5 separate regions of the Homo sapiens genome follow, and all the other regions are linked to region 4. The links are chromatin contacts, found by Hi-C or POLR2A ChIA-PET in ENCODE. All regions are on one chromosome and are shown on one strand. The core of a region is the stretch at or near the end of the contact, and the rest is flanking DNA. Distances in the headings are between cores, read along the strand shown. Region 1 holds the start of ZFPM1 (zinc finger protein, FOG family member 1). Region 2 holds the start of CTU2 (cytosolic thiouridylase subunit 2). Region 3 holds the start of PRDM7 (PR/SET domain 7). Region 4 has its middle 24 kb from the start of ZNF778. Region 5 holds the start of FANCA (FA complementation group A).

The links. A loop is a pair of places that touch in the nucleus more often than their neighbours do. ChIA-PET counts read pairs that join two places held with the same protein, here RNA polymerase II (POLR2A). Pooled maps may share reads with other maps.
Region 1: a loop to region 4 is called in a map of naive thymus-derived CD4-positive, alpha-beta T cell, with 6 times the contacts of the local background. The contact joins the promoter of ZFPM1 here to the enhancer-like site in region 4. A Hi-C loop is called at or near these places in 1 of 168 maps with a recorded cell type or tissue (naive thymus-derived CD4-positive, alpha-beta T cell) and 8 of 50 pooled maps. POLR2A ChIA-PET finds 5 or more read pairs at or near these places in 1 of 52 experiments (activated B cell).
Region 2: a pooled map shows a loop between it and region 4 (5-fold over the local background). The contact joins the promoter of CTU2 here to the enhancer-like site in region 4. A Hi-C loop is called at or near these places in 1 of 168 maps with a recorded cell type or tissue (CD4-positive, alpha-beta memory T cell) and 8 of 50 pooled maps. POLR2A ChIA-PET finds 5 or more read pairs at or near these places in 2 of 52 experiments (GM12878 and naive thymus-derived CD4-positive, alpha-beta T cell).
Region 3: a loop to region 4 is called in a pooled map, with 8 times the contacts of the local background. The contact joins the promoter of PRDM7 here to the enhancer-like site in region 4. A Hi-C loop is called at or near these places in 1 of 37 single-sample maps with no recorded cell type and 4 of 50 pooled maps. POLR2A ChIA-PET finds 5 or more read pairs at or near these places in 1 of 52 experiments (PC-9).
Region 5: a map with no recorded cell type shows a loop between it and region 4 (8-fold over the local background). The contact joins the promoter of FANCA here to the enhancer-like site in region 4. A Hi-C loop is called at or near these places in 3 of 37 single-sample maps with no recorded cell type and 8 of 50 pooled maps. POLR2A ChIA-PET finds 5 or more read pairs at or near these places in 1 of 52 experiments (activated T-cell).

Annotation. Positions count from the first base shown.
Region 1 is chr16:88,450,675-88,454,861 of GRCh38, forward strand. It overlaps ZFPM1 (zinc finger protein, FOG family member 1), which reads left to right and starts at 2,606. Exons shown (of 10, transcript NM_153813.3): 1 at 2,606-3,004. The coding sequence starts at 2,965. RefSeq lists silencers at 2,331-2,630, 2,641-2,730, 3,191-3,320, 3,541-3,610.
Region 2 is chr16:88,704,955-88,709,224 of GRCh38, forward strand. CTU2 (cytosolic thiouridylase subunit 2) reads left to right here and starts at 1,549. Exons shown (of 15, transcript NM_001012759.3): 1 at 1,549-1,644; 2 at 2,182-2,256. The coding sequence starts at 1,577. RNF166 (ring finger protein 166) reads right to left here and starts at 1,454. Exons shown (of 6, transcript NM_178841.4): 1 at 1,217-1,454. The coding sequence starts at 1,371. RefSeq lists an enhancer at 929-1,566 and silencers at 1,188-1,467, 1,508-1,817.
Region 3 is chr16:90,075,365-90,079,559 of GRCh38, forward strand. It overlaps PRDM7 (PR/SET domain 7), which reads right to left and starts at 1,967. Exons shown (of 11, transcript NM_001098173.2): 1 at 1,862-1,967; 2 at 478-631; 3 at 1-110. The coding sequence starts at 546. RefSeq lists a silencer at 1,949-2,078 and enhancers at 2,409-2,498, 2,619-2,758.
Region 4 is chr16:89,239,128-89,243,284 of GRCh38, forward strand. No RefSeq gene overlaps it. Among named protein-coding and RNA genes, the nearest start is that of ZNF778, 24 kb to the left of the region's middle. RefSeq lists a silencer at 1,901-1,990 and an enhancer at 2,498-3,014. Within about 2 kb of position 2,309, at least 41 of the 41 ENCODE cell types and tissues checked have a DNase peak (open chromatin) inside an H3K27ac peak, as active enhancers do; they include GM12878 and PC-9, where a contact is called at or near this core.
Region 5 is chr16:89,815,314-89,820,056 of GRCh38, forward strand. FANCA (FA complementation group A) reads right to left here and starts at 1,334. Exons shown (of 43, transcript NM_000135.4): 1 at 1,224-1,334; 2 at 564-673. The coding sequence starts at 1,302. RefSeq lists silencers at 838-887, 1,118-1,407 and enhancers at 1,268-1,562, 1,948-1,997.

The sequences.
Region 1 (4,187 bases), core at 1,356-3,855, 790 kb before region 4:
TGGACAGCCTCAGCAACCCCACGCCCTGTTCCTCTCCCACCTGATCAGGGACTCCTGGAAAGCCCCACTTGGATGTCACCTTCTCCAGAAAGCCTTCTCTGATTTCCCCAGGCAGAGATGGCCGCTCCTGCTCTGGGCTCCCCCAGACCATCCTCTAGACAGCATGCCTTGTGTCTCTTCCTCAGTGTATGGTTATCGTCATGACCACCCTGAGGGTTTAATGGTGTGTGCAAGGTCCTGCAGCTTTACCACTCGACATCAGCAGGCAGCCTCCCCTCTTGGCTGCGGTTTTCTCATCTGTAATAATGCCTTCCTCCGGGCAGGTAGAGGGACAGAGTGTAGAAGGAATGTGCTACAAAAGCAGCCCTGGCAGGGTTAGGGGACCTGTGACCGGTGCAGGGGCACAGGGCCCGAGCTGGGAAGGGCACCACACCGGGCTCAACATCCTGCCCTTGATGCCCTGGGGTTTTGGGGTTTGGGGGTTTTGATCAAGGGGGCTCCACATTTTCATATTTTCATTTTGCATGGGGCCTTGCAAGTGATGGAGGCAGGGCAGCAGGCTGTGGTCTGGACCTGCCGCCTGCCCCCTTCGCTGGCTTCCCTGGGCATGTCCCTCCATGTTTTCATCTATATATGGGCTCATAGAAATAAATCAGATCAGGCAAAGCAGCAGCCAAAATGATCCCCATCGTCTCCTCCTGCAGCCTAGACAGACATCAATCATGGATGATCATGGCTGTCTCCTGTTGACCCTCGGAATCCACCTCAACACAGATCTCCGCCCGTTCCAGCAGCGCCAGCCTGGGTGCCACTTGCTGTGCGTGGAGCTTCAGACCCAGCCCAGGTGCCAGCCCATGGCCACCTCCTCCAGGAACTCCCCTAACTCACAGGTCCACATACTCTAAAGTGGACTTCTTTGGGGAAGGAGGCGAGGCCTGGTGGGAAACCCAGACAGGTAGGTGCTCCATCCAGTTGACAAGCACTGGGTGGGGGCGGGAGGGTGGGGGGGAGGTCCTAGGTTGAGTGAACCAATCAGACATGGGCCCCACCCCCTCCAGAGAGCAGCTGTGGGAAGGCTGTGCCCACTGGACCCTGGCAGAGAGCAGGAAGGGCTGGAGGACCCGTATGCCCCTGGGCAGCTCTCTTGGCCTCCTGGTCTCAGTGTTCCTGTCTGTCCATGGCAGTGGGGAGGGACGGCGCATATCCAGTGTTGTACCCCTGCCTCTCCTACCCACCCGCCACTCTCCTGTACCAGGCTCTGAGGGTAAGCCCCCACTTCTCCCCTTCCTTGGAGCCAGGGAATAGGTCACAGAAGTTGGCACGAGATGGGGTCTTAGGAGCTCCCAGCAGGCTGGCGGGTGGTGTGACAGTCCTGCTGTGCGATGATCTCATCATCAGGTGGGAGGGGTCCTTCCTGTCTGCCCCTGGGCCCACTGACGCCCGTTTCTTATGAGTACGGGGGATGGGGGAGCAGGTAGCAAGTGTAGACCGAGAACATTAAAAGGAGATGATACAACTCAGCTGGGAGTGGGGGACAGCCCCCCAATGCGTGACCTTGAGCAAGTCCCCGAGCCTCCGTGAAGTGGGGCTCTTGAACACACCCCAGAGGGCAACAGTTCTCCATTTCCAGGCCTGAGCTGACAGCACCGCGCCCACAAACCTCGCTGACCTCTGACTGCTCCGAGAGGGGGCTGTGGCCCGGGCGCTGTGGGCAACTCCTTCGTGGGTCTCCTGCGGGGCGCCCTGGAGAGGCTCGGTGAGGAAAGAGGCCCCAAGTGGCAACGCCCAGGGCTGCCGGCTCCCGCGCCCCCTCCTCGATTTCCAGCCTGGTCTGAGCTCACAGGGGAAGACCCGAGATCCTGCTCTCAGTTGGCGGACCCCACCGCAGTCTGGGACGGAAGCCCCCTCCCTGGCCCGAATCCGCTCCACACCCCAAGTCTGGCCCAAGAGAAACGTGGGCGTCAAGGCCTCGGGCTTCCTGAGCCGGTTGTCACTGCCCCCACCGCGCACGTGGAGCGTGCGGCAGAGCCCAGGGGTCTAGGGAGGGACCAAGGGCTGGGGGCGGAGTTACAGTGCGGGGGCGGAGCCTCGGCGTCTCAGGACCCAACCAGGTCGGGTCAGGTTTGGAGGCGGAGCTGGCGCCGAGAGGCGGGGCGCAGGATGCGGTGCCGCGGGGCAGCAGAACAGAACCGAATAGGTCTCAGACTCCCAGCGCGGCCTGGGGACATGACCTCCGGGCCAAAGAGGAGTGGGGGAGGCTAGAGGTCTCCCCGGGGCGCGGGCGGGGCCGAACCAGGAAGGGGCGGGGCATCGAGCGGGGCGGGGACAGTGCCTTGAAGGCCCAGACGGACAGGGGCGGGGCCGCAGCGCTGGGGTCGGAGCCAGCGCCGTAAAGAGCGAGGCGGGCGGGGGCGCGGTCGCGGCTCTGGGGGCGGAGCCAGAGCAACGAAGAGCCGGGCTGGCGGGGGCGTGGCCGCGGCGCTGGGGGCGGAGCCGGAGAGGTGCAGGGCCCGGCAGGAGGCACGGGGCGGGGCCGGAGCGCCGGGGGCGGGGCGGGAGGTGCGGCGGCCGACGACGCTCAGGCCCGGCCCCGCCCCGTGCCTCCAGCCCGCCAGGAGCGCCCTCGCAGTGGCCGCCTGCTCCGCCGCTCGCCGCCCGCGGGTTCCATTGAGAAAAGCCGAGCGGCCGCGGCGGCGGCGGCGAGTGCGCGGGAGCGGAGGAGCCGGCACCCGCCCGTCGGGCAGTCCGCGCGCCCGCAACGCAGGACCGTGGCCTCTCGGGCCTCCGCGGCAGCTCCAGCGGCTCCGGGGCTGGGCGCGCGGGCTGGGGGCGCGGGCCGGGGCGGCCGCGGAGACCGGGGGCCGGGGGCATGAGCGGCCCCGCGGCCCCGCCGCGCCCCCGCCGCCCGCCGCCGCCCGCCCGGGGCTAGAGGCGGCCGCCGGGAGGGCGCGCGGCGCCGGAGACATGTCCAGGCGGAAACAGAGCAACCCCCGGCAGATCAAGCGTGAGTCAAACTTTGCCCGCGGTCCCCTCCGCGCGCCCGACCCCCGCCGGAGCCCAGCCGCCAGCGCCGCCCCCGCCCGTCCCCGCTCTGCCCTGGGCGCCGGCGACCTTCACCCCGCGCCGCGCCCCCCGCGCTGTGCCAAGCGCGCCGTAATCTAATCTCCGCCGGCGGCCTGGGCCCCCGCGTCTCGGCTTGGGCACCGGGGGGTTCAGCCCAGGAGGGGGCCGCCCGGAGGCCGGGAGGAGGGTGTTTGGGGGCGCGGCCCGGGCAGCTCGGCCCCTCGCGGCCTGCCCCTCCCCCGCATCTGCGAGATGGTGCGGCGATAGGGCGGCCCCGATCTGGGCTCAGATAAAGTTTAAAATATTACATTCTGCAAGTCCCGTCCTGATAAGATCGTTCTGTCGGGACGGGCTGAAATTGTGATCTTATCTCGCGCGGTTGACTCTCCCAGGCTTTGTATCTAGAAGCGAAGAGAGAGACCTGGGAGGCAGAGGGGACACCCGGGGCCGCGGAGATGCCTGGCCAAGTGGCAGGCACCGGCCCGCGCCCACCCCCACCGGTGCCGTCGCAGAGCCGCAGGACAGGGGAGGGGGTAGCGCGCAGCTGCCGCAGCCTAGGCACTTGGCTCCAGCCCCCCAGACACCCCCACCCCGTGCCCTAGCGCTGAAGTCCTGAACCCAGGCCCCGCCAGCCTGGTGACACCTCCTGGACCCTGCAAGTGTCCCAGCCAAGGCGGCATGGGCAACAAATGGTGCCCTCGGATGCCCGCGGGCACCCCCTGGCATCCCAATGGGCTGCTCTGAGTCAGAGAAGGGCCTCCCAGGACGCAGCCCCGGGCCGGGGTCGCCCCTGCACGCCACTAAGTTTCTCGCTGGTCCGGCTCCCTGCCCGGTCAGAGGCTGCTGCCCCGCCGCCACATTGCCAGTGCCCCCGCGATGAGAACTAAGCTGTCGGGGCCACTGTCTGGCCTGGGCCTCTGGGCTGTGCCAGGAGGGAGCAAGAGCACAGGAAGCTACCCTCCCCACCCTATGCCAATAATAACTTTGCGCCTCACAGTTAGGGCCCAGACGCAGGTCTTCCTCCCCGGGGCGCCTCCCCGGAGCCTGACGGGCAGGTCGTCTGAGCCCTGCCAGGAGGCCACGACGGAAACCCGCCCGCTGCCCAGCCGTAGGCGCCCGGGCAC
Region 2 (4,270 bases), core at 299-2,798, 530 kb before region 4:
ACTCCAGGCTGGGTGACAAGAGCAAGACTCTGTCTCAAAAAAAAATATTCCCGTTCAGAGGCTGCCCCCCCAAAATGTCACGGCTAAGTGAGATGGAGGAGCAGGGGCAGAGCCTGTAGCAGCCTCACAAGAGAAGTAGGTAGAGCTGTCCCAGCGTGGGCAGGCGCCTGTGCTGCCTGACACAGGTAATGAAGGCAGCTCTGCATCCTGACACTGGCCCTGCCACCTCCGTGGGTGACCAGCACACATCCACCTAGCAGTCCCAGCTCCCTCTGTACCAGGAGCCCCTGAAGTCAGCTGACTTTGCTTGCAAAATGTTCTAGAGCCTCCTACCAGTCTGGGTGCACCCCCCTCCACTCCACCACCTCAGCAGCTTGGATGTCTGCGGGGAAGCCCTCCTGCTCTCTCTCTCCCCTGCCACTGCTGATTTTGCTCAAGAGCTGTATTATTCAGCACTTAGGAGGGAGCAGACACTGATCTAGGCTTCCTCCCAACGGGGCTGGCAGCTCCAGAATACTTGAGCACAGCTCCCCGCCAGGAGAGCCACGTCCTCCAGTTTCTGTTCCTGAAACACCCTGGAGGAGCCGGCTGTGAGCCCTGGTGCAGCTGGAAACCCCAGCAAGGTGGTCAGTGTCTGCTCCTCTGTGGACCAGCCTGCCTGGCTACTCAGTGATCGGTGTGACTCAAGTTCTCCTTCAAACAAAACTAAGAACATCAGACTCCAAACAAGCCCCTCTAAACTTTAGGGAACTCCTTTCCTCTGTAGTCAAAACAGGCAGACAGCGGGTCCGAACAAGAGTTGATAGCAAAAACTACAAGTTATTTATTTACAACTGCCCATTCCAGCCGCACAAGCCCAAATCCACCACCACTGGCGGAGCGGTGGCACCTGCTGCCCTCTGAGTACCGGAGCGCCCGCCGCAGCCGCCGGGGACCCCGAGCTTGGGCAGGGCCGCAGGTCGCCCGGTGAACCGAAGCAGCAGTCGGACCGGGCGCCTGCGGCTGGCGCGAAGGAGGCTGGGCGGGGGATGAACGCGCCCAGAGGGCAGAGGCGGCGCGGCACAGGGAAACCCGGACCCCACGCGCCCCGAGGCCCCGGCGCCCCGAGTCCCCGCGCGCCCAGTCCGGAGCTGCACCGGGGCGGCCGCCGGCCTCGCGACCCCTCCCGCGGCGGGGCACGGCCCCCTCCCCGCGGCCCCTGGGCGGGCGCGCTCACGTGTGGCCGCAGCTGCCGATGGCCACGGGCCGGTGATAGACCTCCAGGCAGATGGGGCAGGTGTACTGCGCCTCCAGGCCGCTGTCGCCGCCCGCCGGCCCGGCCGGCGGCTGCCGCTGCTGAGCCGAGGCCACCAGGCTGCGGAACATAGCCATCCCGGGGCCAGGCCCGCGCCGCCCGCCGCCCGCTGTCCTGGCCCGGGCCGGCCCGCTAGTCACAGCCGCTACTGCGCCGCGCTGACGTCATCGTAGGGCGCCGCCCCCAGCCGGGCTTCGCGGCCGTCACGGCGCCACTCCGACGTCATCGGGGCGCGCCCTCGCGCTGTCGCCGCCACAGTCTGCGACGGGACCCGGCGTGCCCATGTGTCAGGTGGGCGAGGACTACGGGGAGCCGGCGCCTGAGGAGCCGCCCCCGGCGCCGCGGCCCAGGTAAGAGCTGGCGGCCGGACCCGCCAGGCCGCCCCTCGCCTTCCCGCCGCACTCCTGCCCCGAAGGGTCCCGGCCGGGCTTGCTCCGGGAAGCCCCGCGTGGAGAGCGGGACCTCGCTCCCTAGCACTCGGGGAATGCCTGTCAAGCGGTGACGGCCACCTAGAAGGGGACTTACTCCACTGGCTCGCGCCTCTCATCCTAGCAGCCACTGGGGACGGCTCTGCCGCTGACAGTGCTGTCCTTATTCGGAGAGAACTGGTGCCGTGAAGCTGTCTCGCCTCCCCGTGTCAGCCTTGGGAGACTGAAAAGCGGCCTTTATGTGCCCCCTGAGCCGGCTTTTCTAGGCTAAACATCCCCCCAGAGCCTTTGTTTTTCTTGAAGTTTGGACAGAACACAAGCCTGGGTTTGTGTGTGTACCGAGGTGCCTTTCTCTGACCCAACTCAGGGTGAGAAACAGGAGCTGTCTCCCCAAAGCCCACTAGGCGTGGGGAAGATGTGATCTGTGTTTCTCTCTTCTCCCCCCTCCCATCTCCAAAGCCGTGAGCAGAAGTGTGTGAAGTGCAAGGAAGCGCAGCCCGTTGTGGTGATACGAGCCGGAGATGCCTTCTGCAGGTGAGGCCTGGAGGTGGCTGAGACCCTGGCAAACATGGCCTCGCTAGCAGACAGGATAGCCGCAACTTGTGATGCTTTGTTAATTCTTTTTAAAAACATGTACTTACTTTATTCCTGCTCCTGATGGGGTCCCTCGTGCCCCTGGTGTTGAAGTGGAGGCGAAAGCATTGGTTTCCTGCTTGGGAAAGTTTCCCATGAGCTAGCCACAGATCCCCTGATGAGGTTTCTGATGGAACTTATGGGGACAGTTGGAAGTGGGGCCGTGGTGTCTAGACTGGGATAAGCTGTAGGAGGACCAGGCGTTTGGGGGCAGCTGGAATACATCTAGGGGCGGATCAGAGCATCTTGGGAACTTGGCAGATGGTCTGGGTGAAAGTTTTTAATCTCGTGTGAGATGCTTGTTTCATCTGTGGCAGGATAGAGGCTTGGAAGACCTCTAGCTTTCCCCCAGGCGCTTGTCATGTCTTTCTTGGCTTGTAGCCATTGTATTGTTCAGTTGTTTCCACTAGACTCATAGCTCCCTGAAGGGAGGACCAGGTCTCTCTCCTTTTAGCCCTCTTAATTCCCAGTGGTGGTGCGTGGTTTTTTTGTTGTTGTTGTTGTTTTTTTTGAGATGGAGTCTCCCTCTGTCACCCAGGCTGGAGTGCAACAGCTGGAGTGCATGATCCCAGCTCACTGCAACCTTTACCTCCTGGGTTCAAGTGATTCTCCTGCCTCAGCCTCCTGAGTAGCTGGGATTACAGGTGCCTGCCATCATGCCCGGCCAATTGTTTTTGTATTTTTAGTAGAGACAGGGTTTCACCATGTTGGCCAGGCTGGTTTCGAACTCCTGACCTCAAGTGATCCACCTGCCTCGGCCTCCCAAAGTGCTGGGATTACAGGCATGAGCCACCACACCTGGCCAAGATAGGTACTTCTTTAACCACCCAGGAGCATCTGAAATTGCCAAGAACACCAGGCTGCCGGCAGAATTCACTGAGGAGAGGCTGCTGTGGCTGTATGCTAGGCCCTTGTGGCCAGAAGGGCTTTTGCTGTGCTTGCTGGTCCCAAGGAACAGTGGGGAGCCGGCTCTCTAGGGGAAGGCCTTAGGAATCTACATCGAGCTGGGATCCCCAGGGATCATTCAGGTCAGCACGTGGGAGAAACCTTGGCCTTCCCTGACCCACAGGGGACAGCGTGGTTTCAGGAGCCCAGACGCAGCATGTACACGTGGACCCACCACGCTTGAATCCCAGCTGGTGGTGTAGGGCGCAGAGGCTCTCCTGGTCCACAGTGCGGAGGTGAAGCCCAGCACCTGTGTCTCCTTGTATGAGACTCCCCACGCCCAAAGCTGGGTCCTGGGGGTCACTTCCCATGTCCCAGCCTTGATACTTGCCAGTTACCTGCAGTCCCTCACCTGGCATCTTGCTGTTAAACACAGACTTGCTTTACTGTCTGTAAAGGAACCACAGGGGGGTCATTCGGCCTCTTGTACGTGGTATCCATTCAACGTAGGGAGGGACTGCTGTGCACATCAAGTGTGTCTGACAGGAAGGAAGAGACTTAGAGCCCCAGGTGCAGGGTGACTCTTGCAGTGGCATTGTCCGCTCTGTACCGGGTGCTGCTCTTCACCCTGCCTGCCAGGATTGCAGGAGAGCTTTAAAATGCAGACTCCTAGGCCTCACCCCTAGACAATTTGACTTAATTGGTTTGTGCAATTCTAACATACAGCCAGGGCCAAGAACCCCTGACGTAGTGAGCCAGAGTCAGATGGCTGGAAAGTTTATTATGAACAAAGATTACAGCTGGGCGCAGTGGCTCATACCTGGAATCTCAGCACTCTGGGAGGCCCAGGCAGGAGGGTCACTTAAGGCCAGGAGTTTGAGACCAGTCTGGGCAACAAAGTGAGACCTTGTCTCTACAAAAAATACAACAATTAGCTAGGCATGGTGGCATATATCTGTAACCTGTAGTCCTATCTACCTGGGTGGCTGAGGCAGAAGGATCACATGAATCGAGGAGTTTGAGGCTGCAG
Region 3 (4,195 bases), core at 717-3,216, 840 kb after region 4:
GCATTATAGTTCATTTTCACATTCCTATAGCGAGTTTTCTCCCAGTCTCCCATTTCTGCCCATTCTTCCTTGGTGAAGTATATGGAAATGTCTTTGAAGGCATCTTTGACCTAGAGGAAGTAACAGATTCCATCAGTGATTTACTAATACACATCGAGCTGGTCCTTTTCCTCTACCCTGCGTGTAGGGCATAGCCTGGGGCCTCTGGGAGTCTCTGTGAAACATAAAGACCTTCCCTCCTTCTCCAGATTGTGTCCTGTTTAACTGAGCAGACACTGAGCATTTTCCTAGCTCTCTGCTGACACAGAGCAGTCGCTGATGCTAGTGTTCTTTTCTCCCCCATGTCCTGGCCAGGACCAGCTGCCCCCATTCCATGCACATTCAGACAGAGTCACCCAAGGGTACAGGCCAGGAGTCTGCAGCACTCCAGAGATCAGCTCCTGCTGGGAGTCTGGCTTCGCCTCCCCGACTTCTCACCATGGGCTTCCGCTCTGTTCTCTCTGTGTCTCCTTCTGGGCTCTCCTCTTGGGACCTTTCAGGGCTCATGGTGCTGGGACTGTCTAGAAGGCCCTGCTCCAATTCTGAGTGTGGGAAGGGCCCCTGAGTCTCCCAGCTCCTAGGCCAAAGGCTCCTGTGGAAGGAGAAGGTGCTGAGATGGGGCAACAGCCCTGAGCACTACCCAGAACAAGGCTCTGTCTTCTCCATCTGGCTGGGGTGTTCAGAGCAGGAAGACTGGGTTCCTGGTGAGGTCTCGAGCACCCCAGGGAGGTCTGGGGGTACTGATGGGATGGGAAGGCCTCCACTGGCCATGAGCTGCCACCTAATGTAAGCTGGATTTTGTTCTTTTAGTTCCCCTGCAGCTTGGCTCATTTGGAGAAGGGTGGCACAGGTGCCTGGAGGGTTGTAGCTACCGGTGTTTGAGGGGAGTCCTGAGGTGTGAGAGCCAGAGGAGTCTCAAGGAGACCTTGAGGCCCCCTGACTGCTGGGACTTGGGTCACACTGAGGAGCAGGGTTCTGTTTTAGCGAGGCAAAATGAACATTTTGCATAGACAGGATTTGGGGATCTCTACCTGGGGATTCTAGAAAAATCCAGGAGTAAAGCAGTCTGCATCTCTAAGGGGAAGCTATCTCTCAGGTTGAGATTTGGGGTCCCTCAGGCTGAGGGGATTTGAGATGTCTTAGACTGAAGAAATTGGGGTTTCTCAGGTTGAGGGAATTTGGAGTATCTTGAGCTGAGGAGCTTTGGTATCCCTCAGGCTGATAGTATTTGTGGTTTTTCAGGATGAGATTAGGGGTCTTTTAGGCTGAAGAGATCTGGGGTGCTCTAGTTGACAGGATTTGAGATTCATCAGGTTAAGGGGATTTGGGGTTCCTCGGGATGAAAGGATTTGGGATATTTGAGGCTGAGGAAATTCTGGGTCTCGGGTAAAGGAGATTTGGGTCTCTCATTAATGGGTTTTAGGGTGTTTGACACTGAGGTTATTTGGTCCTTGAAGCTGACGGGGTTGAGTTTTCAGGCTATTTAGGTTATCTGTGGTTGGGGAAATCTGGTCTCTCTGAGATATTTAGGGTTCCTCAGGCTGAGGTATTTGGGGTGCCTTAGGGTGAGGGAAATTGTGGCTCCTCAGGCTCAGAATATTTGGGGATCTAAGCATTAGGAGATTCGATGTTCCTCTGGGTGAAGGGATTTGGGGTCTCTGAAGCTGAGGTACTTTGGGGGTTTCATGCTGAGGGGATTTTAAATCCCTCAAGGTGGCAGGATTTGGGGTCTTTTGAGGCTGAGAGGATTTGGAGCTTCTCAGGGTGAGGGGATCTGGGGTCTCCTAGGCTAAAATTTGAAGGTCTTGGGATGAGGGTTTACAAGGGTTTCACGCTGCACGACAAAGGCTCCCCATGCTCTTCACAGTCTCCCGTTTTCTCCTGCCGCGGTGTTCACCCTGGCCGGGCGTCTTCTCGGAGCCGCTCAGGAGGTGAGACGCGGTGGGTGCCAGCCTGTAGTGCTGCCAGCCAATCAGCGTTGAGACCAAGGCGAGCCCGCCAATCGGCAGTCAGGAGGTGCTAAAGGGGCGGGGAGTAGGGCGGAGCCTTGCCTGTCAGTCATGGGCACAACCCGGTTTTGGGCTCAGGAGGTCGGGGAGGGGCCTGGCTTTTCCCGCCCCTGGGGAAGGTCCCGCCCCTGGGGAAGGTCCTGCCCCACCCCGCTGGGATTGCGTGCAACCATCTGGAATCCTCCCGCGCACAGGCGCAGTTTCGCGGTTTTATTACTTGGTTTTCCCCAACGCCGGTGTTTCCGACTGAGCCGGGAGTCGGGGCTGCTCCTCACTTCCCTCCTCAGGCCTGGGTCTTCTGAGGGGACACTGTGTCTTTTTGAATTGCCAGAGTTCTTGCACTGACTCTCATCTGGGAGGGTTGGTGTTCCTTTAACTGTGGTGTAAGTTGGGTATTGTCAGCTGGCTTCGTTTCTGGATGCTTCAGAGGGCCAGGGTTCTGTACAGGGCCCTTACGGGTGGGTGAATTGTGCTTGGTTTCACAGATGTTGTATTAGCTGGCCAATTTTGGTGTTGTAGTTAGGGCTGTGATCCAATAGATGGTGCTTAAGAGGAACGGCTGCTATCTCCAGCAGCAAGGTTCTTCTGTACTTCGCGTTCGCAGGTGTGCTTTGCATTGAGACGGGAGAGCGATAGCCCCCCATCAGCTCCTGGACCTTGAGGGGAGCCTCCTGTGATCACTGGCGCCTGCCTGCGTTTCTTTTGTTAGGTGTTCTGAGCTGCGGGGCTCCCTCGGGCAGAGGCTGCATAGGTCGCCCCCTTTCTGGACTGGCCCTCTGGAGGGAGGCATGCCTCGCTCCCTCGTTGCCCAGGATCCCACATGTCTCACCTCTCTCAGTGCTCTGAGAGTGGGGGCTCCTGCTCCGTTCGAGTGCTGGCCACAGATCTCCCCCTCGGTATCCCTAGCTACGTGCCACAGCCCTGGGGACACCAGGAAGTCCTATGGCTTGGGGTTGGGCTCTCGCTGCGCTGGGGAATCCAATGTGCTCCTGGGTCACGGGGAAGGTACTCAGGTGGAGCAATGCACTCAGGCTGGGCTGCAGAGGCTGCACTGTGCACCTACTCTTGCAGAGTGGCTAGGCATGGGCCCTGGGAGGGGCCAGTGGACAGGAGGACTTGCAGAACGGAGGCACCCAAGTCCCACAGGGAAGCTGCCACTGCTGTCTCCTGGCTCAGACGTCAGCTGCTGCCAGAGTCTCCTCCAATTAAAATTGATTTAATTAGCTTATTGTTCTGCGGGCTGTACAGGAAGCATGATGCTGGCACCTGCTTGGCTTCTTGGGAAACTTACACTCACAGCTGAAGGCGAAAGGGGAGTCAGCACTTGACACGGCCAGAGCAGGAGGAAGAGAGAAAGATGGGGAGGTGCTATACACTTTTAAACAACCAGATCTCACTGTACAGTTCCAAAGACGGATGGTGCTAAACCATTCATAAGAAGTTTGTCCTGTGATCCAATCACCTCCCACCAGGCCCGACCTCCAACACTGGGGATTACATTTCAACTAAGTTTTGGACACAGATCCCAACCAGATCATTCCATTCTATGGAATGCTACCGTGTAATGCATCATCTATTATCATTAATTCAAAATAAATTAAAGACTGAAATGTAAGACCTAAAAGTACAGAACTCCAAGAAGAAAAAAAATAAAATCTTTATAACATTGTAATGAACAATTACTTCCTGGATATGACACCAAAAGTATAAGCAACCAAAGCAAAATTAGATAGATGGGAGTACATCAAACTTAAAAACTTCTGTGTAGCAAAGGAATCAACAGAGTGACAAGGCAACCTATATAGAAAGGGAGAAAATATTTGCAAATCATATAACTGGTACGGAGTTAATATCCAGAAACTTATAAAAAAAGTCTTATAACTCAACAACAAACAATAATTTGACTAAAAAATCAGGTGGGGTGCAGTGGCTTATGCCTGTAATCGCAACACTTGGGAGGCCAAGGAGGGAGGATTGTTTGAGGCCAGGAGTTTCACATTAGCCTGAGCAACATTTTGAGGCCTATCTCTACCAAATTATGTTTTTTTAATTAGCTGGGTGTAGTGGTCCATGCCTTAAGTCCAAGTTACATGGGAGGCTGCGGTGGGAGGTTAACTTGAGCCCAGGAGTTCAAGACTAGCCTGGGC
Region 4 (4,157 bases), core at 1,059-3,558:
GCCCGGCTAATTTTTGTATTTTTAGTAGAGACGGGATTTCACCATGTTGGCCTGGCTGGTCTCAAACTCCTGACCTCATGATCTGTCCGTCTCGGCCTCCCAAAATGCTGGGGTTACAGGCGTGAGCCACCGGGCCGTGCCCGGCCATGAGGAAACTTTAAAACACTTTTTTTTTTTAGATGGGGATTTGCTCTGTCCCACAGGCTGCAGTGCAGTGGTGTGATCACAGCTCACTGCAGCCTCGACCTCCAGGGCTCAAGCGATCCTTCCTCCTCATCCTCTCAAGTAGCTGAGACTACAGGTGCACACCACCACACCAGGCTAATTAAAAACTTCTAGGCCAGGCGCGATGGCTCACGCCTGCAATCCCAGCACTTTGGGAGGCTGAGGCGGGTGGATCACGAGGTCAGGAGATCGAGACCATCCTGGCTAACATGGTGAAACCCCATCTCTATGAAAAATACAAAAAGTTAGCCAGGTGTGGTGGCGGGCGCCTGTAGTCCCAGCTGCTTAGGAGGCTGAGACAGGAGAATGGTGTGAACTCAGGAGGTGGAGCTTGCAGTGAGCCAAGATCACACCACTGCACTCCAGCCTGGGTGGCAGAGCAAGACTGTCTCAAAAAAAAAAAAAAAAAAAAAAAAAAAAAAAAAAAACCACATAGACTTGAACAAACGGGCAAATTCCTTGTTCTTTGATGGGATGACAACATCATAAAAATCCCATTCTTAATTCAGAAATGAAACATAATCCCAGTTACAACAGCACCAAAAGCTTTTTGTGGAGTTAATGCAGATTGACGCTGAAGTTCATGTGGGGGCACAGACGTCTGATGGTGCCCAAGAAACCCAGGAGACAAAACTGATGCTTCCCTGTGGACACTGCAGCATCCTCTAAAGCCGCTGTAATTAAGGTATGTGACACATGACCAGGAAGCAGACAGATGGACAAAAATGGAATATCTGGAAATAGACCTAGCAACATGGAAATTTAGTTAATAAAGTGGGTATTTCAGATCAGTGGGGCAAAAATGCAGTTTGTAATGAAAGGTGCTAGGACAACTGGTGAGCTGTCTGAACAAGATGGTTTTACATGTATAAATTACACCGTTCAGGTCGAGTGTGGCGGCTCACGCCTGTAATCCTAGCACTTTGGGAGGCCAAGGGGGGGCAGATCAGTTGAGATCAGGAGTTCGAGACCAGCCTGGCCAACATGGTGAAACCCCATCTCGGGCAGGCGCAGTGGCTCGCGCCTGTGATCCCAGCACTTTGGGAGGCCGAGGCAGGCGGATCACGAGGTCAGGAGATCGAGACCATCCTTGTTAACACAGTGAAACCCCGTCTCTACTAAAAATACAAAAAAATTAGCCGGGCGTGGTGGCGGGCGCCTGTAGTCCCAGCTACTCGGGAGGCTGAGCCAGGAGAATGGCGTGAACCCGGGAGGCGGAGCTTGCAGCGAGCCGAGATCGCGCCACTGCACTCCAGCCTGGGCAGCAGTGAGACTCCATCTCAAAAGAAAAGAAAAGAAAAGAAAAACCCCATCTGTACTAAAAATACGAAAGTTAGCCAGGCATGGTGGTGCGGGCCTGTAATCCCAGCTACTCAGGGGGCTGAGGCAGGAGAATTGGTTGAGCCCGGGAGGTGGAGCTTGCAGTGAGCCGAGATGGCGCCACTGCACTCCAGCCTGGGTGACAGAGCGAGACCCCGCCTTCCCCCCGCCCCCCAAAAAATTACACCGTTCACAGGAATAAGCTGCAAATGGATCAGGGATCTAAATGTGGACAAAACGTGCACACGTGGGTGATGTGAATGGTTTCGGGGCGATTGGGAAGAGGGCCTGGCCAGCAGGGGGCGGTAGCGCAGGCAGACCGGGTTCCGCGGTGCCTCGCCGGCTTCGGGGTGGGGGTCACCGCTCAGAAGGGGAGGAGAGCGAGGGACTTCCGGGGGGAAGGGAGGAGAGCGAGGGACTTCCGGGGGGAAGGGAGGAGAGCGAGGGACTTCCGGGGGGAAGGGAGGAGAGCGAGGGACTTCCGGGGGGAAGGGAGGAGAGCGAGGGACTTCCGGGGGGAAGGGAGGAGAGCGAGGGACTTCCGGGGGGAAGGGAGGAGAGCGAGGGACTTCCGGGGGGAAGGGAGGAGAGCGAGGGACTTCCGGGGGTAAGGGACTCGGTGAGGAACTCGGGGGATCGGAGAGGGGCTCGTGTGCTGGGCGACAGTGACACACTCAGCAGCCCGGCGGGAGCCGCGGTCGGTACCGTCTGAAGGGCAGCCGGGGCTGGGGGACCGACAGCTCTCAGGTGTCGGTTTTTCTGTGGCTAGCGGATGTTTGGCACCATTTCACAGGGCACACAGGGCAGACGGGACCTAGATGACGACAGATCTGCGTGTTTGGGCTCTGTTTGAAACAGACCTCAGCCAGAGTCTTGAAGAGCAGAACCCGGAGTGTTGAAGTCACAAGAGATCAACATCCCTACGGTGTGAAATCCTGAAAACGGCAAATCCCAAAGGACGAAACGCCCGAAAATGATGTCATCCTTTAAGTGTTTTCTTCTTTTTTCTTTTCTTTTTCTTTTCTTTTCTTTTTTTTTTTTTTTTTGAGTCAGGATCTCGCTCTGTCGCCCAGGCTGCAGTGCAGTGCCGCTATCGTGGCTCACTGCAGCCTCAGCCTCCTGGGCTCGAGTGGTCCTCCCACCAGAGCCTCCCACACTGCTGGGATTACAGGCACCAACCACCTTGCGCAGCTAGAGAGTAATTTTTAAACTTCTTTAAAAGACAGTTAGACTGGACATGGTGGCTCACGACGGGAATCCCAGCAATTTGGGAGCTCAAGCTGGGGGGATCGCTAGAGTCCAGGAGTTTGAGACCAGCCTGGGAAACAGGGAGACCGTGTCTCTACGAAAAAAAGTTTAAAAAATTAGCCGGATGTGGTGGCTCACGCCTGTGCTTCCAGGTATTCTGGAGGCTGAGGCAGGAGAATGGCGTGAACCCGGGAGGCGGAGCTTGCAGTGAGCTGAGATCGCCCCACTGCACTCCAGCCTGGGTGACAGAGCTAGACTCTGTCTCAAAAAAAAAAAAAAAAAAAATATATATATATATATATACACACACACACACGTATGTGTGTGTGTGTATATATACATATATATTTACTATATATTTATATATGTTATATATATAAATATAGATAGATGATCAGGAAAGACGTGAGAATGTCTTCAGTTGACACCTCAGGCTGAGCATCAGCACAGAGGCAGCCCACAACAACAAAAAACACAACAGTCAACAAAACCAAAACCCAGCAAACCCTGGGGAATGGGGAGAGTCTGACTTTCAGAGTTATATTATTAGATTCAAACGTCTAATTTTTTTTTTTTTGAGACGGAGTCTCGCTCTGTCGCCCAGGCTGGAGTGCAGTGGCGCGATCTCGGCTCCCTGCAAGCTCTGCCTCCCGGGTTCACGCCATTCTCCTGCCTCAGCCTCCCGAGTAGCTGGGACTACAGGCACCCGCCACCACGCCCGGCTAATTTTTTTTGTATTTTTAGAAGAGACGGGGTTTCACCGTGTTAGCCAGGATGGTCTCGATCTCCTGACCTTGTGATCTGCCCACCTTGGCCTCCCAAAGTGCTGGGATTACAGGCGTGAGCCGCTGTGCCCGGCCTCAAACGTCTAATCTTTAACAAAAGTTCCAAGCGGGCCAAGGGCACAGATGCTGCCTGCACCTGCGCAGCCACCCACCGTCGACAGGAGAGCAGAGGCACCAGGCCTGCTCCCACCACAGAGAGAAACGGGCTCCCCAGCCCAGCTCTGGGCTGGTCAGCAACCCCCACTCCCCACCCTGCCTGCTCAAAAGAAAGGGTCCTCGTGCCTCCAGCCCCCTCCACCCTCCCTCCAGGACCTTCCTGACCATGCGCTGGGCCTGTGCAGGTGTTGAGCCACACCCACGCCCTTCCAGGGGGCGGGGTCTCGAAGGGGAGAGCAGGTGCTATAGTCAACAGGAGGGAGGGCTTCTGGCCGAGGTGGCAAGGAGGCTCCAGGAGGAGAAGACAGTGTTGACCTGGGGCGTTGAGGGATGAGGAGTCCTGTAGGCAGCAGTGGAAAGGAAGGTGCTCCAGACAGGGGGCCTCGGGGAACAAGGGGATGCTGGAGTGTCACTGGTGATGAA
Region 5 (4,743 bases), core at 84-2,583, 580 kb after region 4:
GGCGTGAGCCACCACGCCCGGCTTTTTTTTTTTTTTTTTTTTTTTTTTTTTTTGTGAGACAGTCTCACTCTGTAATCCAGACTGGATTGCAAGGGGCGTGATCTCGGCTCACTGCAATTTCTGCCTCCCGGGTCCAGGTTCAAGCAATTCTCCTGCCTCAGGCTCCCGAGTAGCTGGGATTAAAGGCGTGCGCCACCACACCCAGCTAATTTTTGTATTTTCAGTAGAGACCGGGTTTCACTATGTTGGCCAGGCTGGTCTCGAACTCCTGACCCTGAGTGATCCACCCGCCTTGGCCTCCCCAAAAGCTGGGATTACAGCCCTGAGCCACGGCGCCCGGCCTGTTTTTTTGTTGTTGTTGTTTTGTTTTTAATAAAAGAGGCGGGGTCTCACCCCGTTGCCCAGGTTGGTCCAGAACTCCCGGGCTCAGGCGACCCTCCCCTCTGCGGGCCAGGCCACCGCGCCCGCCGCCTCGGGTGTTTTCTTAGGAAAGCTGTGCGGTGGCTGGACTCAAAAACCCCGAACCTAAATCTGCCCGCAGACGGACACCAGCTTCCTCTTACCTCAAGCAAAAGGGCATTCAGGTCCTGATGGCTTCGCAGGAGGCGCACAGCTGATTCCTTTAATTTCTGTGCCCTTTCAGGATTATATTTTTCCCTCTTGACCCTTCCCGCTACGGAGAGAAGTCGGTTCGAAACCATCACAGCACAATTCACACACGGGGTCCCCGGCCCGACGCGCAGGTGGACGCCGCGGAGAAACCCACCAGCGACACCCTCCCGAAGAGGGGCCGGGGCTCCTCCCCAGGGCGCAGGTCTCGGGAAACTAACGGAGACGGCCCCACCGCGGACGCCGGGGAAGACGGCCCAGGAGGGCCCGAGGCAGGGGAGCCCGGGGACGGCTGGCGAGGGGCGGCCTCTGCGCTGAGGGGAGCCCCAGGCCGCGCACCCCAGGCCCGCCTGACAGGGCGGCCGGCGGGGGCGGCGTTCGGGAAAGAAGGGAGCGCCCCGCGGGCGGCGGCTGGGGGCGTCCGCCCAGGCGCAGGAGGGGCCGGGTCCGAGGCAGCCGCGCCGCCCCAGCCGGGCGCCCACCCCGCACAGCCCCCCGGGCGCGGCGTCCGGGGATCCGACCGGCGGAGGCTCTGGCGGGAAGGGATCGGGGAACCGGCGAAACCGTCCCGGGCCGGACGCCGCCCACTCCCGCGGCCTGCCGCGCCCACCTACCCAGCAGCTCGGCCCAGGCCCTCCGGCGGCCCCCTGGGTCCTGGCCCGAGGCGGAGTTCGGGACCCACGAGTCGGACATGGCCTTGGCGCCTACAGCCCCGGCGGCGGCTCCCTGCGCCCGAGCCCGCGCTGCCTTCCTATTGGCTGCGGCCAGGCGCGCACACCCGTTGGCTGGCGGCGGCCAGGCCACGCCCCTCAGGTCGAGGCCTTGCGTCGTGGCCATGTTGGTCCTGGGGGAGGCGCCTGCGCGCGGTGAGGTAGTTTTTGCGTTTGGCTTTGCCGCCGCGGTGTAGTCCGCGGGGGCGTCTCGCGCGGGCAGACTGCCGCCCCTCAAGCGTGGTTCCTGCCGGGAATGACTGGGGTTGGTCCTGAAGAGACCACCTGGCCAACCAAGCCGAGGCAGGCTCAGAGCGCCGCGGGGAGCGCAAAGCCGCGCGCGCCTCTGAGCTCCGGGCAGCCGCTGTTCCTCCCGGCGGCCGAACGGTCCGCGCGCAGGGCGGTGTTTCGGCAGCCGGAGACCGCGCGGTAGCCGCGCCTGTATTCCCAGCGCTTTGGGAGGCCGAGGCTGGAGGGTCGCTTGAGCCCAGGAATTCCAGACTAGCCTGGGCAACAGAGCGAGACCCCATCACTTTTGTTTCTTTTCTTTTTTTTTTTTTTCCTTTTTTTGAGACGGAGTCTCCCTCTGTCGCCCAGGCTGGAGTGCAGTGGCGCGATCTCGGCTCACTGCAACGTCTGCCTCCTGGGTTCAGGTGATTCTCCTGCCTCAGCCTCCCGAGTAGCTGGGATTGCAGGTGCGCGCCACCACGCCTGGATGATTTTTGTTATTTTTAGTAGAGACAGCGTTTCGCCATGTTGGCCCAGGCTAGTCTCGAACTCCGGACCTCAGGTGATCCGCCCGCCTCGGCCTCCCAAAGTGCTGGGATTACAGGCGTGAGCCACCGCACCCGGCTGAGACCCTATCTTTTAACCAGCCTGGGCGGCAGAGCGAGACTCTGTCTCAAAACAAAACCAAACATAAGAATTCGTAAAAGCGAGTGCCTAGGCGAAGCTAATGTGCCTCAAAGTCCTGGGTAAGTAGAGGCCCTGGAGACCCGTCCGCATCCTCTGGCAGTGGCCTTGGAACCACCGAAGGGATTCAGCCGAAGGGCCGCGTTCCCGGCAGGCGTCTTTATTGTGTTGATTACGTAGATGGCGTAGATGACGTAGATGACGTTCAGCACCACAAACGAAGAGCCGAGGCACAGAGTGGGGCCTTGGATTCATGAGATGGGGATGGAGCAGAAATGAGAATTCGGAGTCCATGAAACCCCCACAAAGACTCCTGCACGGCCCGACTCGGACACTTTGCAATCTGCTGGTTGAGGGGGATGGTGTGAACTCAGGGAACAGCCTGAGATCGCGCCGCTGCACTCCAGCCTGGGCAACAGAGCAAGACCCTGTTTCAAAAACAAAAAATAACACTAAGCAATTAACAGGACTAGACTCAGAGGTGATCGAGAAATTGAAACAGGCTGGAAATTTAAATTAACTGTGATTAATATGTGGAGGTCTCTTGTACGAAAGGTGAACAATATGCATGAGGAGGAAACTCATCAAATTATAAGAAAGGAAGAACGCTGATAACAGGTAATTTTTCTGATGGGGCAGCAGTAGGATCAACACAGCTGAGAAAAATAGGAATTACCCACGTTGGAAAATAAAGAAGAAAAAAAGTTTTTTTTTAAAAAAAGCATCCAAGAACTGTGGGAAAATATCAAATGATATCATATGCATGTAATAGGACTCCCAAAAGAAGAAGAAAGAACAAATCATAAAAAATGTTTGAAGAGAAAATTACCAATAATTTTCCCAAAATAATGAAAGACCTGAGCTCAGAGCACACACAAAACTTGATAAATATGAGCCCCTGCCTGACACATGCAGTGTATTCAAACTGTGGAAATCAGAGAGAAAACCATGAAGATGGCCGGAGGAAAAAGATACGTTAAATACAGTAACAAAGGTAAGAATTCCAGCCTGGGCAATATGGCAAGACCTCGTCTCTACAAAAAATACAAAATTTTTTTTTTGTATTTTTTGTATTGCCCAGTGTGGTGACACGAGCCTGTAGTCCTGTGGGCGGAGAATTACCCAGGTGCCGAGGCAAGAGACCGAAGGCACAAACTATTTCAGTATAATAAAATCGTTACAATAAGAACAGTCATAATACAAATTATGGAGATGATCATGGACAATTATCAATTATTATAAACATTAATCATTAGCTTTTAATATTACTGTTTGTTGCATTACTAATATAACCTAGGAATAACCGGTGGGTATAGGGTCAGGTGCTGAAAGGACATTGTGAGAAGTGAGTGGAAGGCAAGAGGTGAACCTTCTGTCATGCCCGCATAAGGGCCGCTTGAGGGCTCCTTGGTCAAGCGGTAACGCCAGTGTCTGGGAAGGCACCCGTTACTTAGCAGACCATGAAAGGGAGTCTCCTTTGCTTGGAGGAGTCAGGGAACACTCTGCTCCACCAGCTTCTTGTGGGAGGCTGGATGTTATCCAGGCCTGCACGCAGTCATCCGGAGGCCTAAACCCCTCCCTGTGGTGCTTCACTGGTCACGCTCCTTGTCCACTTTCATGTTCCTCCCTTACTTCTGGTTCGTCTTTGAAGTTCGTAGTAGATAGCGGTAGAAGAAATAGTGAAAGTCTTAAAGTCTTTGATCTTTCTTATAAGTGCAGAGAAGAAAATGCTGACGTATGCTGCCTTCTTTCTCTGCTTCACCTACCTGAAAGGGAAGGGCCCCCATCCTGTAATCACGTGACATGCTTCACCTTGTCAATCACTTAGAAGATTCACCTTCCTTACGCTGCCCCCTTGTCATGTATGCAATAGATATCAAAGAGCCTAGCCGTTCGGGGCCGCTACCAGTCTCCGCGTCTTGATGGTAGTGGTCCCCGGGGCCCAGCTGTTTTCTCTTTATTTCTTGGTCTTGTGTCTTTATTTATTACAATCTCTCTTCTCCGTACATGGGGAGAACACCCACTAAGCCCCATAGGGCTGGACCCTACATAGTCCCAGCTACTTGGGAGGCTGAGGTGAGAGGATCACTTGAGCCCAGGAGGCTGAGGCTGCAGGGAGCCACCATCACGCCACTGCACTCCAGCCTGGATGACAGAGTGACACCCTGTCTCAAAAAAAAAAAAAAGGCAGGGGTGCTGGGCACGGTGTCTCACACTTGTAATCCCAGCATTTTGGGGGGCCGAGGCCGGTGGATCACCTGAGGTCAGGAGTTTGAGACTAGCCTGGCCAACATGGTGAAATCTCATCTCTACTAAAAACACAAAAATTGGCCAGGTGTGGTGGCTCATGCCTGTAATCCCAGCACTTTGGGAGGCCAAGGCAGGCAGATCACCTGAGGTCAGGAGTTCAAGACCAGCCTGACGAACATGGAGAAACCCCGTCTCTACTAAAAATACAAAATCAGCCAGGTGTGGTGGTGCATGCCTGTAATCCCAGCTACTCGGGAGGCTG